Regions from separate parts of the Homo sapiens genome. Here region 2 is linked to region 1. A link is an interaction called in ENCODE POLR2A ChIA-PET data of the cell type or tissue named here. Cell type or tissue: PC-3. All regions are shown on one strand.

Region 1 (8,000 bases):
TATCGTATTCTTAGTATTCTAAGAGCTGAGGCTAGTGTCTTGGGCTGTAAGTGCCTCTTAAGTAGTCGCTGAATGTGAACAATATTGGACCGAAGGTTATCTTTGACAACAAACTGAGTTACCAGATAGAGAGAAGGACACAAGCTTTTCTCATCAGCTATACTAATTACCTTATTGGAAAGTTCTGTATTTTAGCATGTATTTTGAGATTTTAATTTCTTATTAAATAAAAACACATTGGGAAATGTTATTTATATAGTCATTAGCATGTTGGAAATATGGAAAGTTGCAAACAACACAAAAGTGATAAAATATTTGCAAATTTCAGGTTGAGAAGATTTCCAATTAAACGAACCCTTATTATCTTTACATTTATATTTTTTGATAAAAGGAGTATAGCAATAGTTTATAAATGCAGATGTAAGAAAATATGAGAAGAAAAAATTATTTGTATTCAAGTCTAAGGTGACCTCCATACCACAGACTAAATCTATCCACCCACCCACTGAAATAGCACCTGCTCTGGAGGGTCTAATTTCACTTTCAGCAGCATTACTGAAAGAATAGGCAGAAGAACCTAGCAAGTCCACTAAATATGGACTTCATCAATCAGCTAGCAAACACAGCCATGTCTAAAAGAAGTCAATCATTACTTCTATTGGGTCAGAAAGCAGAAAATCAAATATAAAGCATGTCTGGATTTCTTCAAAAGTAGCATGTTGTTTGAGGCCAACAGAACTTTTCTTAAGTATTCTTTCTCCCTGCAAAAGATATTATGAACATTTCAATCGTAGACAACCCTACAATTTCAAAAGAATTTGGTACAAAAATGTCACTTACAACAAAGGTAAACTATAAAATATAGATGAGGGAGGAAGCAGAAGTAAGTTTAAAAAAAGTTTCTTTTTAAATTTAAAACCTTCAAAATTAATTCCTACCTCATGTAGCTGTGACAAATGAGAAATCTTAGAAGAGAGTTACAGAAGGAGACCAGTGGGTGAGACTGTACACAGAGAGACAGTTACATCGTCAGAAAGCCAGACCTCTTGTGCCATTCTCACTCCCTCCTCATACTTCCCAGCTTTGGCACTTTATGCAAATATGTACCTTATTCCTAGCACATATCCACAGATTTCCTCCACTCTCTAAAGAAGCTTGGAGAACTCCCTAAAGAGAGCTGGAGGTGTGGGGATGTGTATTCATTTGCCACCATTGGGCAATCAGGTTAAATAAACTTGTTTTACTGCAATCTCCAAGGTTGCAAGCAAACTAAAGCAAAGAATGAGTGTATGAAAATGCTGCATGGATAAATGTGGGAAAGGAAGATTACTAAATGCACAGTTAGTGAAAAATTTCCAAAGCATTATTATATCTGTGCACAGCTTTACAATTTTAACAATATCGCAACTTTAATTTTTAGATTTTCAAGTAAAGACTCTGCTGAATTGCCAGTGTTCTACAGACCAGAACAAAACCTGACTTAGTAGAATGGATTACACAAGTAAGTCATGTAAGGCAGCATGAAGACCACCCAGCTTTACTTTGTGAGGTGTAATTCTCACTGTAGACTTCCATGTCATTCAAAGCAGAGCATTTAGGGCAGAAAACCTCAGGATATTGTGCAATATCCTTTTAGGACTGGCCCATTCCCAAGCTGTACTGTAATCAGTGGATTAAAAAAAAAAAAAGCACGTAAGCATAAATTGGGAGAGTGTAAGAGATAAAGTCAGATTTCTTCAGTTTTAAGTGGGGGGGACCTATCTTATATCTACCCCCAGTACCAAGAACAATGCCAAGAGGGCACGTGCTTCTTATATACAGTATAGGAAGCAATGCACATAGCCTTGTTCATTGCACACTTGCTGTGCGACCATAGGCAAGTCATTTTCCGTCTCCAACTTTAGTATGTCCCTTACAAAGGGTGGTTGGTAATGAAACCTCTCTCTGGGATTGTTTCAAAATGTGATTAGATTACGCCTGTGAAAGCACTCTGTGAACCCTAAAGTGCTCTGCAAATATAAGGGATAAAATGTTGGAAAGCTGCCTCTGGATGATTCCTTCTCAAATATGCCCAGATATTAACATTTTAGTGGTGAAAAAAAGACTGCTAATATTTCCCATTGGCACTTTTCTATTGCAGAAGTAAGTAATCTAAGTAGACGCAGTACTTTTTTTCCTCAAGACTCAACAAAGCTACTTTCATTTAAATTGCAGCACGTCAACATTTTTATTTTCCCCGAGTTGACTGTTTTGGGAAATATATATATGCTCACCCCTTGTCTAATTTCCATTAGACTCTGAAAGTCAGAGTAGCCCTATCCTGGTCTTGACATTACATCTCTCTGTGTGACCTTGGGCAAATTACTGTTCTTGCTATCATTAGTTCAGTACAGGTATATATATGGCCCCTAATGCATGCCAAGCTCTGTGTTAGGCTCAGCCTGAGATACTGAAAAAAGAGCAAAAGTCCCCTACAGCTAAGAAGTTTACATTAAGTTTTTTAGTCTCCCAAACAGAAATGATAATCACTGTGCTATCCACCTCCCAGATTTGATGTGAGGTTAAAAGACAGCACAGAAGAGTACTTGGCAAAATTCAAAAATGGTACATAAATGCAACATGTTATTATTACCAAACATAAAATTATCAACAGCGTATAGATGGTGAAAGAATACTTGAGAGAAGAGGAGATTAATATTTATCGAGCTTCTGCTCCATACAGAGAAATGTACATATATTACTCTACCTACACAACAAACTGGTTAGGTGGATATTAATCACTGCTTTTGACCAAAGGGAAATACAATAGTTAAAGGAATCTAGTTAAAAAATCAGAGCCACTATTCAAACCATAGCCTGATTGCAAAAGACTCTACAGAAACCGTTTATATAGATTTTTATATTGCTTCAGAAATCCACATATATTTCACCAGAAAAGAAAGAGCCCCCAAAAGTTAACAAGCAGCAATTTCAGTTGCAGAAGTAGACAAGAACATATTTTTAACTTATTTTTAAAAATAACAAAGAAGGAAAGAAACAAAATGAACTAATTTAATTAATAGAGCAACACAAGGAATCAAAAAAGGTATCATTATCTTTTCTAATTCCCTAAACAAGGCTCCTGCCTAAAATGATTTTTGTTTAAAAGCAAAACTAATGTTGTTTTCTGAATCCTTAAGTAGATAGAATGGATGGAAAGCTGCACATTTCAGCACTCACACAGTTAAAAGAATCACTTGAGAGGGCTTCGTGAAATCGAAATTTCTGTAATGCTTTCTGTGTGGATTAGCATACCAAGCAAAGTACAAAGGTAGCTTAATGCCTAGATATATTAAAACCAAGAGCTTAACTTCTAATATCCTCTCTCCAATCAGGTATGGATTTACAAAACATTTTACTCTTGTTGTTAGTTTTCCTAGCTAAAACTCACAACTAAATCCATCAGCGTAAAAGATTGTTGAGTTATATTGGTATGATTTTCAAAATTTATTTTCAACCTATAAAGCAGAATAAGATAAACTCCAGGGGTATGCGAAAGCTGGAAACTGCTTAGAAGCAGCTAACAGGGCACATATAAATCAAGCAGCCTGGAATTATAAATATGTAATAACTGTTTAGAAAAAAAATTTAATGATTGAATCTCTTGCTGACCTAAATGGATATGAATTAACACTTCTCCTTCACAGTGGGAAGATAACTAGTAATATTTATCTAGCATCTACTAAATGCTAGACCTGTGTCAATGCATTTTATACATTATCTCATTTACTTCCCATAAGAAAAACCCTATGAAGAGAGTAATATTGTATTTATGTTCTAGCCAGATGATGGAACTTCCAGATGATAGAACTGAGATTTAGAATTTAAATAATGGTCCAAGAGTGCACAGCTAATAAATAACGGAGCCGGAATTGAACTCAGCCTGTCTCTTTCTACTATCCTATTCCATGTCAGGTGCCATAGAGGATCACACCTCTTTTCTGTGTGCCATTTGCAAATATAAAAAAGCTTGGAAGGCAATGAAAAGAATTCCAAGTATAGATTCATTCACTGATTTAACAAATAATTCTTAAGTACCTATTCTCTGTCAAGCCCAGTGATGAAAAGCACAGTCGTGAAGGAAATAAATGTGGGCCTTGCTCTCATGGGGTTTACAGTACAGATTATTTTAGGCTTTGAGACTGAGCCTTTCCCAGACACTCCAAAATTGAGAAGAAACTCCTCATAAATTGAGACTCTATGTGGTGAGTCAGATATGCCTACTCTATTACTTACTGGCTGTTGACACATGCTAAATAGTAAACATACTTTATAGATGAGTGTCATCTATAAAATAGAGATAATAAAAATTGCACTATCCACCTCAAGATAGTATTGTAAAGAATAAATAACATAATGCATGTGAAATTATCACAAACATTCAAAGATAGACACATACATCTGTGTATATATACATACATAAAAGGATAATCATTATGCTTTTCAAGGTGAAGACATTATATATTTACCTTATTGAAATAACAATTAGCCAAGGGCAGTGGCTTATGCCTATAATCCCAGCACTTTGGGAGGCAATGCAGGAGGATCCCTTGAGCCCAAGAATTCAAGACCAGCTTGGGCAACATGACAAGACCCCATCTCTACAAAATTTGTTAAAAAAATTTTCAGGGCATGATGGCATGCCCTTGTTGCCCCAGCTACTTGGGAGGCTGAGGTGGGAGGATTGCTTGAGCCTAGGAGTTTGAGGCTACAGTGAGTTATGATTATGCCACTGCATTCCAGCCTGGCCAACAGAGCAAGACTTTACCTGAAACTATGAAAAGTAATTATTATGTGACATGATGGCAACAGTTGCTACCAGATTGGGAAGTTGTGAGGTTTCTGCTAATGTAGACACATAGATAATACATGGGAAAAATGGTTGCAGAAAAGAATAAGTTATTCATAATTTTAATTACTTGTTATTTGATAATATAGTATCAAGGCATCTTGTAGCCTCACAAAGCATAACTTTGGATTTCCTACCTTGTGGTTTTGTATTTAGCTAGTCAACCCAAATCCTTTCCCCAAACACAGCGCAATGAGAACAGCAAGTTAACATGAAGTTTTAACAAAGAGATGCTCATTGCCATGCACTGTGCTGGACAATGAAGAGATGCCGGGCATGGTGGCTCACACCTGTAATCCCAGCACTTTGGGAGGCCAAGTCAGACAGATCACGAGGTCAAGAGATCGAGACCATCCTGGCCATCATGGTGAAACCCCGTCTCTACTAAAAAATACAAAAATTAGCTTGGCATGGTGGTGCATGCCTGTAGTCCCAGCTACTCTGGAGGCTGAGGCAGGAGAATGGCTTGAACGCGGGAGGCAGAGGTTGCAGTGATCTGAGATGGCACCAATGCACTCCAGCCTGGTGACAGAGTGAGACTCCATCTCAGAAAAAAAAAAGAATGGTTCATGAGAGAGGAGCCATGTTCTCAGGGAACTTGTAGTATACTGAAAGACGCTTGCAGAAAATAGACATATACTATTCGCTGTGGCAAAGTTTGAAAACAGGATGATTGGGGACACAACGGGAATACAGATTCAAGACACAAATTCATCCTCGTGTTTAAGAAACCCCTAAACCAAGGACTGGGGCATAAAAAGGCAATTTCCTGGTAAAGGTGAGTACTTGTTGGTAGGAGAATGGAGAGAAGTCACGGTGCAAACACATGGAAACAAAAGCAAGTGGAAAACACTAGTAACTACAACACAGTTCACTGTGGCTAACATGTGGCATGCAGAGGGTAAAACAGGACAAACTGAAACTGGAGCAAACTGAAACTGGAGTTTGTTTGCAGCAAAATCTGAAACTGGAGGCCTTGACTAGGGAGAGGTATTTTGGGAATAAAGACTCTTGATTGTATTAAGGAATGTGGAATCTCTTCTCAGAGTAAAGTGACTGATATAAAAAGGCTTTGACTTTGATTTTGATTTTGGAGTCAGACAAGGAAAGTCACTCTTTGATCTGCTCTTTAGATATACCCTGGTGGCTTCTGGGTGGACGATGGGTTGGTAGTTTAATCAGGAGCCTAATTAGGAGGATGTTAAAATCGATAAGCTGAGCTTTTGCTGAGTTACCCATGATCCATGACTGAAAGTAAGGGAGTACCATACATGTACACCATGAACAGAGTAAATAGTATGCCAAAGAAATTAAATGCTAATTGAAAAGCCGAATGTGTACTGAGCAGGATGAGGAGGAGTCACGGAGGTGAATAAAGTTGTTTCCTCTGGCCCAGGCTTGTCACACTTCCAGGTTTGATTGAAGTATTCTCCACATTCCCCTCAAACTTCTGCCCACCAACCTCTCTTACCACCCTCAAGAGCTCTCAATTATTCTTTTTGTTCGGATTGGGGAAAAAAGCGTGACTGCTGCTTTTTCAGCAAGTGAAATGCAAACACTATTTGTGGACTGCAGAAGGCCAATCAGGTACAGCATTTACTTAGTGGGTCAGGGAGGAGTCTAATCTGACTGAGAATTCACTTGCAGCTTTTAGCCCTGTCCTTGTCATGACATCCACAACACACTTATCTCCTCTCTACACACATTACTGCTTTAGAGCAAGGCACTTTTTGTCTCCTACAGGAAGATAGATTTATTCATTTCAGTGGTATCATAATATTGAACAGCTGGTCACTGCTTCTCACTGTCTCATTCCTCACACACTTCTGCTTTATCAGTCACAAGTCCCATGGCTAAACACTGTGAAAACCAGAGGAAATGTGTTATAAAAGCAACAATACTGATGAACAAAACATACAGACCCTCTGGATATAAGTGACAAATCCAACAGTGCATTGTTCTGTTCTTTTCTAAAATAAATCCTAAAAAGAAAAGTTTTTAGGCTGATATAAAGCCTCATATTTGAATGATATAGCTCATATTTTCATAGTTTTGAATGCCATTTATCTGACTTAGTTCATGACCAAAAATGTGTGTGACTAGGGAGATCAATTGTGCAGCCAGAACGTGGAAGTTAAATAGACTATTCAAATTTACAGAGCAATGTAGTAATTACTGAGGCAGGTATCCAGATTCCAGGATGAATTGCCAACTCCTAGATCAGGTTTAAAGGCTCTGAACTGGCCCCTTGATCAAACCATAGAGGAAGCTCCACAGGAACCTTTATTTACAGTCAAAATTCCCTATGTAAGTCTTCTTGTAACCATCCAAGAGGCTCCTACTACCTGCTGCATAGAGAAAGACCATGGCACTGCAGATGGCATTGCAATAAAGAAAGAGTTTAATAGACACGAGGCCAGCCACAACATGTGGGAGACAGACTTAGTACTCATATTATTTCATCTGAAGTTCCTAGGTTAGGGGTTTTCCAAAGGCAGTTTGGGGGAAGGCATGGGGTGGCTAGGCTTGCTGCTGATTGGTTGGGGTGGAGATGAAATCATAGGGGGTCAAAGTTGTCTTCCTGCATGCTTAATCACTTCTGGGTAGGGTCACAAGTGCTGAGTTGGTGAGTCCAGGTGGGTCTAGGTGGAGCCATGGGTATCAGACATGCAAAAACACTGCAGACATACTTCAAAAGGCCCATCCACAACAGTGGTGCTATTTGCAGGAGTAACTGGCAAAGTTGCGTATCTTATAACCTCCAGAGTAATAGCTGACATTCTTTTATGTCTGTGCATTAGCAGGACGCAGGCTCCTCCCCTCTCCCCAGCCTGATGATCTCCATTAGCTTTACAAAAGTGACTGACTTTTAGAGGAGGCCTATTATCATTTAGACTATAGCCTAAATGTCTTCCCAAGTTAGCTTGGCCCAATAGCCAAGGATTAATTAAGGGAAATCCAAGGTGATGAGTTAACTCAGATCTCTTTCACTGGTATAATTTTTGCAAAGGCACGTTCATTTTCACCACTATCCTTTTTATCATCTGTGGGCTTTTTATTGATATTAGGATAACAAAAACAATTATAATCAAACAGCTGCAGCATAATGATT
Region 2 (8,000 bases), 290 kb after region 1:
GCATGACTATCACATGAGATGGGAGGAGATCATGGCATAAGATGATGTGGGCTTGGGGACAGAAGGGTAAGCAGAGAGCTGAACTTGTAAGCATATTAAGGAGGTCGGACTTTATCCAAAACAATGAAAATATATTAAGTTTTAAGCCAGCTCTGTTATATAATAAAATATGCAACTTTAAAACATCATTCTTATTAAAGCATAGAGAATGGATAGGAAAAGAGCAAAACTGGAAGAAGAGTAGCCAATACTGGGAAATTTTACAGTTGACCACATGAGAAATGATAGTCTCCTGGACCAGGAGGGAGGCCATGGCAATAGAGAAGAGCAACTGGATTTAAAAGTATTTAAGTAATAGGATTGAATTTATATAATGAATAATTGGATGTAGCAAGTGAGAAGAGAGAAGACAGTGTTGATTCCCAGGCTTGAGCCATAGATGAACGATGGGGCCATTGTCCAACTAGGAAAATCACTGGAGAAGGAGCGGGTTTAGTGTACAGGATGGTGAGTTCAGCTTGGCAGTGTGGATTAGAGGGAACTCTGAGACTTTCTAGGGGATAAGTCTAAAAGACACATGGATATACAGGTAGGTCAAGCTAAAGATAAACATTTAGGAATGATCTGCATGCATTATTGTTGATTAGTTGGTTATTTTTAAGTTTTTGCCTCAACTTTTATTTTAGAATCGGAGTACTTGTACAGATTTGTTACAAAGGAATATTGTGTAATGCTGAGGTTTGGGGTATGACTGAATCCATCACCCAGGTAGTGAGCATAGTACACAATAGGTAGTTTTTCAGCCCTTGCCTCCCTCTCTCTGTGCCCCTCTTGTAGTCCCAGTATCTATTTTTCCCATATTTATGTTCATGCATACTCAAAATTTAGCTCCCACTTATAAGTGAGAACACGTGGTATTTGGCCTTCTGTTTCTGCATTACACCTTTGTTTGTCAGTTTTATTGTCACTGTGTATTGATAAGAATCTGGATTCAAACTGCCTAAGTTGGAATCTTGGCTCCCCTCCACTTTTGTTGAGAGATCTTGACTAACGTACTTTAATATCTGCAAGTCTTGGTATTCTCATAGAGATGAATGATGGGGCCATTGTCCAACTAGGAAAATCAGTTTTACTAACTATCAGTAATCAGTTTTACTAACTGATAATAAAACTATCAGTTTTACTAACTATGTACAAATGCAAAATGAAATCAATTAAAGGACTAAAGTGAAGTTAATTATATGTATAAAATATAGCCTGTATAGAATGAGCTCTTACTAGATGTTAACGGTTCCTATCTGCTATCAGCCCTTTTGGCATTATAAAGGTTATCAACTTCATGGGTTTTTGTTTAACAGTATAGAGCTCATTCAAAGCCAACAGACTTACAGGTCAAACTATTTCAGTCTTCATCCAAATACAGATCATATCATTCAAATCTTCAACAATAGTAACACATAAGTTCCTACTAATAGGCTGTTACCTTTAATTATCGTAGCAAGTACTGACACCATTTTTGACACATTCTATTCCATATTTTTTTCTGTTCTTTATATTATACTTTTGTCATTTTTGGTAAGTAGTTCCTAGAATTAAAATATGCATTACTTTATAATAAGGAAGAATTGATAGAAATTAAATGAATATCTTAAATTTTCATCATAATTGTTTTTCCTAACTCACCGATGCAAAAGCATTCAAAATGTAATATTATGCTTCCACGGGTATATGCTGAAAACTGTTACTGAATAATGGTTCTCTTTTTACCTATACCAGACAATATTGTCAAAAAAACATAAATAACTTTATTAGCTGTCACTATCTTGCTATTCTTCATCAAAAGACACGGTGGAATGAAGTCTAAATACTAAATAAAGATAGAGCTATATGTATGTGTGTGGGTATATGCATATATACACATACATATGCACAGAATAAATTAAAATGGAATGTAAGTTATAAAAATGGAATTTTTTAAAAGATAATGAAGAAATCTTCATCCTGGAAGGGATCCTAAGAATCAAAGCCCAGTGGCTTTGTTATGCAGATAAGTGCATCTGTGGTCTGAAGAGGTGGGATGAATTGCTTGAGATAATGCAATCATATGTGGCAGAGAATTCTGGTCTCCTAATTCCCAGGCCAGTGTTTCCTCACTATACTGTCATTAACACACTTACTACTGAGCTTCATTTTAAATTAATTCTGATAGAAAATCATGAATGTATTTGTGGTGTTAAACATCTCATATTCCCACCATAGTAGCTAAACAGACTCAAATCACAGTTAAACTGATTATCTCTACCTTCTTTATTTAACTATATATTATAGTGTTAAAAAAATAACCCCAGATAGACAATTAAAAGATTCACACAGAGAGTTATTGTCTACAAAAGATTTGAAAATAAGGCTGACATCTGTTACAAAGAAAGATTAATTAGGTATCATTTTAAATGATGAACTCTGGCTCCATTTCCCATGAGAACAGTTGGTAAATGTACTGTTCTAATTAGGGATTTGGATCAAAATATCATTTTATTCTAATCATGAAGCCTATTAAGATTTTTATTAATACTATCAGTTTTACTAACTATGTACATCACACATGTTTATCTGACAAACACAAATACTTTTCCTCTGGTGAAAAAACAATCTTATGTAAATGATATAATATTTATAGTTAGGGTTATGAATTTAGGGCTAACCTACTACATTATAATTCCTTTTTCTTTCATCATATCATGCTTTCTTCATGATATCTTATTAAAAGTATTGTTATTAAAATCTCATAAAATCCTATAAAATAAGTGACAGAACAAGCAAGACTCTGCCAAGAAGTGTGGCAATCATGGCTGAAATCATGGGCTTGCATTCTCTATGAAGGTCCAGTTCCTCCAAAAGTATTTCCAAAGAGAAGCACATCCCAGAGTCCCCAGCTTTTATCTATTATCTCTCTAGTTCCACCTAAGTCCAGTCACATGACTTGTCCCAGCTACTGAAGCACAGTTTGGAAAGGCAGTGTGGATAATAGAAAGAACACAGAAATCATAATGTGAGGTCCTGAGATTGAGTTCTGCTTTTCGCTACTTACCAGTTCTATCGCTTTAGGCTAATTACTTAAGCCCCTAAACTCTTCATAATTTTATTTTGCCATTTGTAATAATGAGATAGTTATGATGATAATACACTTATTTTTCAAGGGTTATTGTCAGAATTAAGTGAGATAATTTTGGGAGGATGACATACAGTGTTATTCAAGGGATCAGTTATTCAATACTTTAAGTAACTCTCCCAGAATTTGTGAATAGCTGTCTTACACTTTCCAAAAATGTATTACATCAAGATTAGTTGGGGAAAAGAATGGGGAAAGTTAAGATAGAAATACTTGTATATGTGTAATTAAAGACTAAATTGCTTGCAGGTTTCTACTGATAACGTGCTGATTTTTATAAATGATTATTATTTATGAATTTATTGATGGAGAAGAATTATCTTAATCTTAGAGCAACCAGAGACAATCTCTTTTTTAAAACATTTCATTATAATTGGCAGGAAAGGAAAATAAAAAAACATCCTATTAAAAAACAGACATTTGGAAAAGCTAGTTACATGAGGAGGCCTGCCCTGTTGTAAATGCATCCTCACTGATGCATTTACACGTACACAGCATGCTGTCACCTCAAAAAACTAAAAGGTAATGATGGCAGAGATGAAGCTCACAGGCAAGCCTAATATAGCAGAGAGGTATTTGCTGGATGGATTTCCATAGATGGAAATGAGGGAGCTTTGCAGGAGCAGTGTGCATGTGCGTATGTGTGTGTGTGTGTTTGTGTGGTGTGTGTGTGTGTCTGTGTGTGTGTGTGGTTTATCTAAAAAACTTACCTAATATATTCCTATTTAGACTCATATGTTTAAACTCCTTGAAGCAAATTTAGAGCATCTTTCACCCAGCAGGCCAAGAAAACATCTGTGATATCAAGTGATGTTTAGAAAACAGCATTTTAGAATTCAAAATAAAATAACTTTTATAGCGATCCATAAAAATACTTATTCTTACAACTTGGATTACTGACTTTGTTGAAGAGAAGAATGCCAGCGAGAAAATTGGCACTACATATTAGCTACTAAAATGTTCAAATCTAGACATATTTTAGAAACAGCAATAAAGAAACCAATATTAGCCTTCAAACTGAATATACGTCACAGGGCACAACTCAGAGTTAGTGAGACCACAAATAGCTTACTGCTACAAATACAAAATCTACATCAGTCTATTACCAAAAGTTCTAAGCTCAACTAATTATAATCACTCCCTTGCAAACTACCCCTGTTGGTCTCCTCTCACTGTCTTGTAACTGCTCTGGGAAAACTCTAAGCTGTATAAACCCAGTTATGTGCCTCTAGGCTGTCTCCTTGAAGGTGAACATCAACGAAGAGATTAGTATAACTGAGCAGATCTGTTTCACCACAAATTTACAACCATTAATCTCTTCTCTTAACAAAGTCCTTTGGCTCGTATTCTGAGTTCCAGGCTCTCTTGCCTTCCCAAGGAATAACTTCTTTGACTATTCTTTCTTTCTCCTTCATCTTAAACCTCTCCTCTCAGTTGGATTATTTATATTAACATATAAGCATGTTTTATTTCTGATCTTCAACAAAATAAAAATGTCTGATCTCCCAATAGTTACTGCTCTAGATTTCTCTGTCTGTTCTTATCCAACACTTACTTTAGAATATTCTTCTTGTCCTGGTTTCACTTCTACACTTCCTGTTTACCTTTCAACATCAGACATGTCATCTGCCTGCAACACTCCACCCAAGCCACTCTTGCTAAAGTTGTACTGACCTCCATACAGTTTTTAAGCATTTGACTCAGTTGGCCACTATGTCTCAAAACACAGGCTTCACTGACGCTGACACCACACTTCCTCCTATTTCTTTGACAACTCTTTCTCAGTCTCTTTTGCTAACAACTCCTCTTTTAAAGTTTTCAATGTTGGAGTTCCTTGGTTTCAGAGATAGTACTTTTTCTTCTCGCATTAGGTTCTCTTCCTAAAAGGTATCATCCATTCCCATGACTTTAAAGACAGTCTGTGCCAATGACTCCCAAACTGATATTACTAGTCTGGATCCCCAGAGTTACAGGCTCATATCCAACTAACTACTTCACTCAGTCACTTACATGCTTCTAGGTCCCTGCATACCAATGTGTCCAATATGGGACACTTATTCTTCCCTCCTCTCTTTCAATGGCTTTCCATTTCATTTAGAATAGAATCCAACCACTTTAACATGGCCTCAAACTCTGCATAATCTGGACTTTGTCCAGATCTTCAAACTCATCCCAAGCTTCTATATTGCAACCTCATTGAACCAATTTCAGTTCCTAGAAAACACCAAGCTCTTGCCTCCCTCGGGTATTGAATATGTTATTTCTTATCTGGACAGCTTCTTCACTTCTTCCCACCCATCAAGTAAGAGTCTTCACTTGGCTAAAATCAACTCATCTATCAGGGTCCAATTCAAGCATTGTACTCTCCAACTCTCCAAACCAAGATAGTTATCACTCCCCAGATGTTATTCTTTCTTATAGAATTCAGTTAATTTATTTCACATAAATTATCACAATGCTTAGCTAAGATCATATGTATGCTATGTCCAACTCTTCTATTAACAGTAGACAATAAACTTCATTTAATAAACCAGTTTTTGTTTTATTCACCATTATAACACACTGCTTTTTCCGCAGCAAGTGTTCAACATACATGAGTTCCTCAACCAAATGAATAAAAGTTCATGACTGGCTACATAAGCAGATGAAGCTACTTAACCTTGTAATAATTCTATATATACTATCCATGTCTATTCAAAATACAAAACATTTCATGTTTTTGTCTCATTTAATACCTGAATTTACACTAGGTTTGAGACATGTCCTAACCAACTAGAGAGTTATCCAGTTTACAGAATGTCCCATTTTGTTGTTGCATTTGATATTCCAAACTTATTTTTGTTAGCAGATAATGAATGAGGCATAGAAAGATAAGACTTGCTAAAATTCACATTTCTAGTAAGAGAGCAGATCTTTAGAATCTCATCTCAAATATTCTTTACATTTATAAGACTGCTCCAAAATTAAATTTTAAGTCCTTGGAGAAATAGGTCAGAAACACAGTTTTGTTTTTCCTTTTTGTTTTTCTTTTTGAGACAGGGTCTCACTCTGTCGCCCAGGCTGCAGTGCAGTGATGTGATCTTGGCTCACTGCAGCCTCAACCTGCCAGGCTCAAGCGATCCTCCCACCTCAGACTCCCAAGTAGTAGCTGGGACTACAGGTGCACACCACCACACCTGTTTAAGTTTTCTATTTTTTGTAGATACGGGGTTTCACCATGTTGCCCACACTGGTCTCTAACTCCTGAGCTCAAGCAATCCACCCGCCTCGGCCTCCTGAAGTGCTAGAATTACAGGGCTGAGCCACCGTGCCCAGCCCAGAAACACAAATTTAATCTGCCACTTATTCCCTTGAAAGACAATTGCAAGAAATATTAACTTTGTTTTTATTAATAACATCAAATTATGAAATTTACCTTCACCACTCCCACCAAGTATAATGCTAAATAATTTTGTCAGCAAAGCGAAAACCTTTGAAACTATTCTATCTAGGAACAAACTATACTGTCTTGGTTTTTCTGGTTTCATCCACTAGTTAAAACTAAAATAATGTGGTAATGGGAAGAATCCCCCTAATTTTGAGGAGAGGAAGTTAAGAAAGTCATAGCTGGTTTGGCCAATCTATTATAATGCTAATGACTTTCACAAACCTATCCAATAATTAGGTGATCCACATTTTATTTTGATAGTTCTTTTCCAAGTTTAAACATATAAGCAGAAAAACGTATTTATTAGATAATGCAAGTAGATTATTTATAGTATTATCAAATGTAGACTCACATGGAGCCATTTCTCAAACAGCTGCTCTATTTTATTATTAATAAGAAAATAATAGATAACATTTACTGAGTACTTACGAAACTCAATGCACTATCCTAAACTTTTAAAGTGCTACCTTATTTTATTCTTGAACCCCTCTTTAATATAGACATCATTTTATCATTTCTTTATAATAATAAATGCTGAATTTCATGGACCAGAAGACTGGATGGACCCCAAGTTTACTCAGCTGGTAGGTTGTTCATCTGAAATTTTAACTTTTTAAGTTGTGTACTTAAAACGCATTTTCTTAACATGTTGGTAATACTGACCATCTTTGCCTTTTTAGATTATAGTTGACCTTGGTTTTTTTAGCTTCAAGGTAGTGATTATAGCCCTTTTTTCTGGATGTCTAACATTTTCATGAAAATCCTTTAAAACCTACATTAAGAATGAGTGTCAGCTATGAGCATGAAATCAGGCAGAAGCAAGAAATCCCTTTTTTTTCACTTACTATCTGTTGATCGTGGGCACATTTTCTTACTTCAATAAGCCTCGATTGCCTTGTCTATAAAATAAGGGTAAAAATAATCATAAGCTACTTCTCATAAGAAATAATTCTCATAAGAAATAATTAATGCATGTTGTTCATCAAGCATGCTCCCTAGCCCATAGGAGATGGCCAATAGGTGAAGTTCTTATCATATTTTTCAAAATTTTTTTGAGAAGTATTTGCAGGTCCAAAATCATGGCTTAAACACAAGCTGGCTTCACTTTCCCCCACAGAAAACTAAAAATAAGTATACAGCACCAATATTATCTCCAGCAATATCCCAGAACTCAAATATGATAGTCAGATCTCAGGGCCACAGAGAAGTTAAAAAAAAAAAAAAAAAAAAAAAAAAAAAAAAAACTCTGAGCCAGTGGTAGGAGAATAGGCTTTGCATGTCTTAGATGCCCCTCCCCGCAATCTTCCTGGCACCAAGCATGTGAAAAATTTCCCCTAACTCAGTTTCTACACTAGAAAAAGTGAGATTGAGGTGGACAACTGGCTTTTTCACTGTCAGGTTCTT

Evidence for each region. ChIA-PET counts read pairs that join two places held together with the same protein. Peaks named below come from ENCODE experiments on the same cell type or tissue, not always from the same donor. Only the 100,000 strongest peaks of a DNase experiment are listed, where the experiment ranks them.
Region 2: POLR2A ChIA-PET joins it to region 1 with 5 read pairs; 2 of 35 experiments call an interaction of 5 or more read pairs at or near these places.

Annotation. Positions count from the first base shown.
Region 1 is chr1:106,674,608-106,682,607 of GRCh38, forward strand. No RefSeq gene overlaps it. Among named protein-coding and RNA genes, the nearest start is that of LINC01661, 140 kb to the right of the region's middle. In PC-3, no CTCF peak of the experiment used is centred here; DNase peaks (open chromatin) are centred at 1,614, 2,734 and 4,244; H3K4me3 peaks cover 1,430 bases; H3K27ac peaks cover 3,990 bases.
Region 2 is chr1:106,967,844-106,975,843 of GRCh38, forward strand. No RefSeq gene overlaps it. Among named protein-coding and RNA genes, the nearest start is that of PRMT6, 85 kb to the right of the region's middle. In PC-3, no CTCF peak of the experiment used is centred here; no DNase peak of the experiment used is centred here.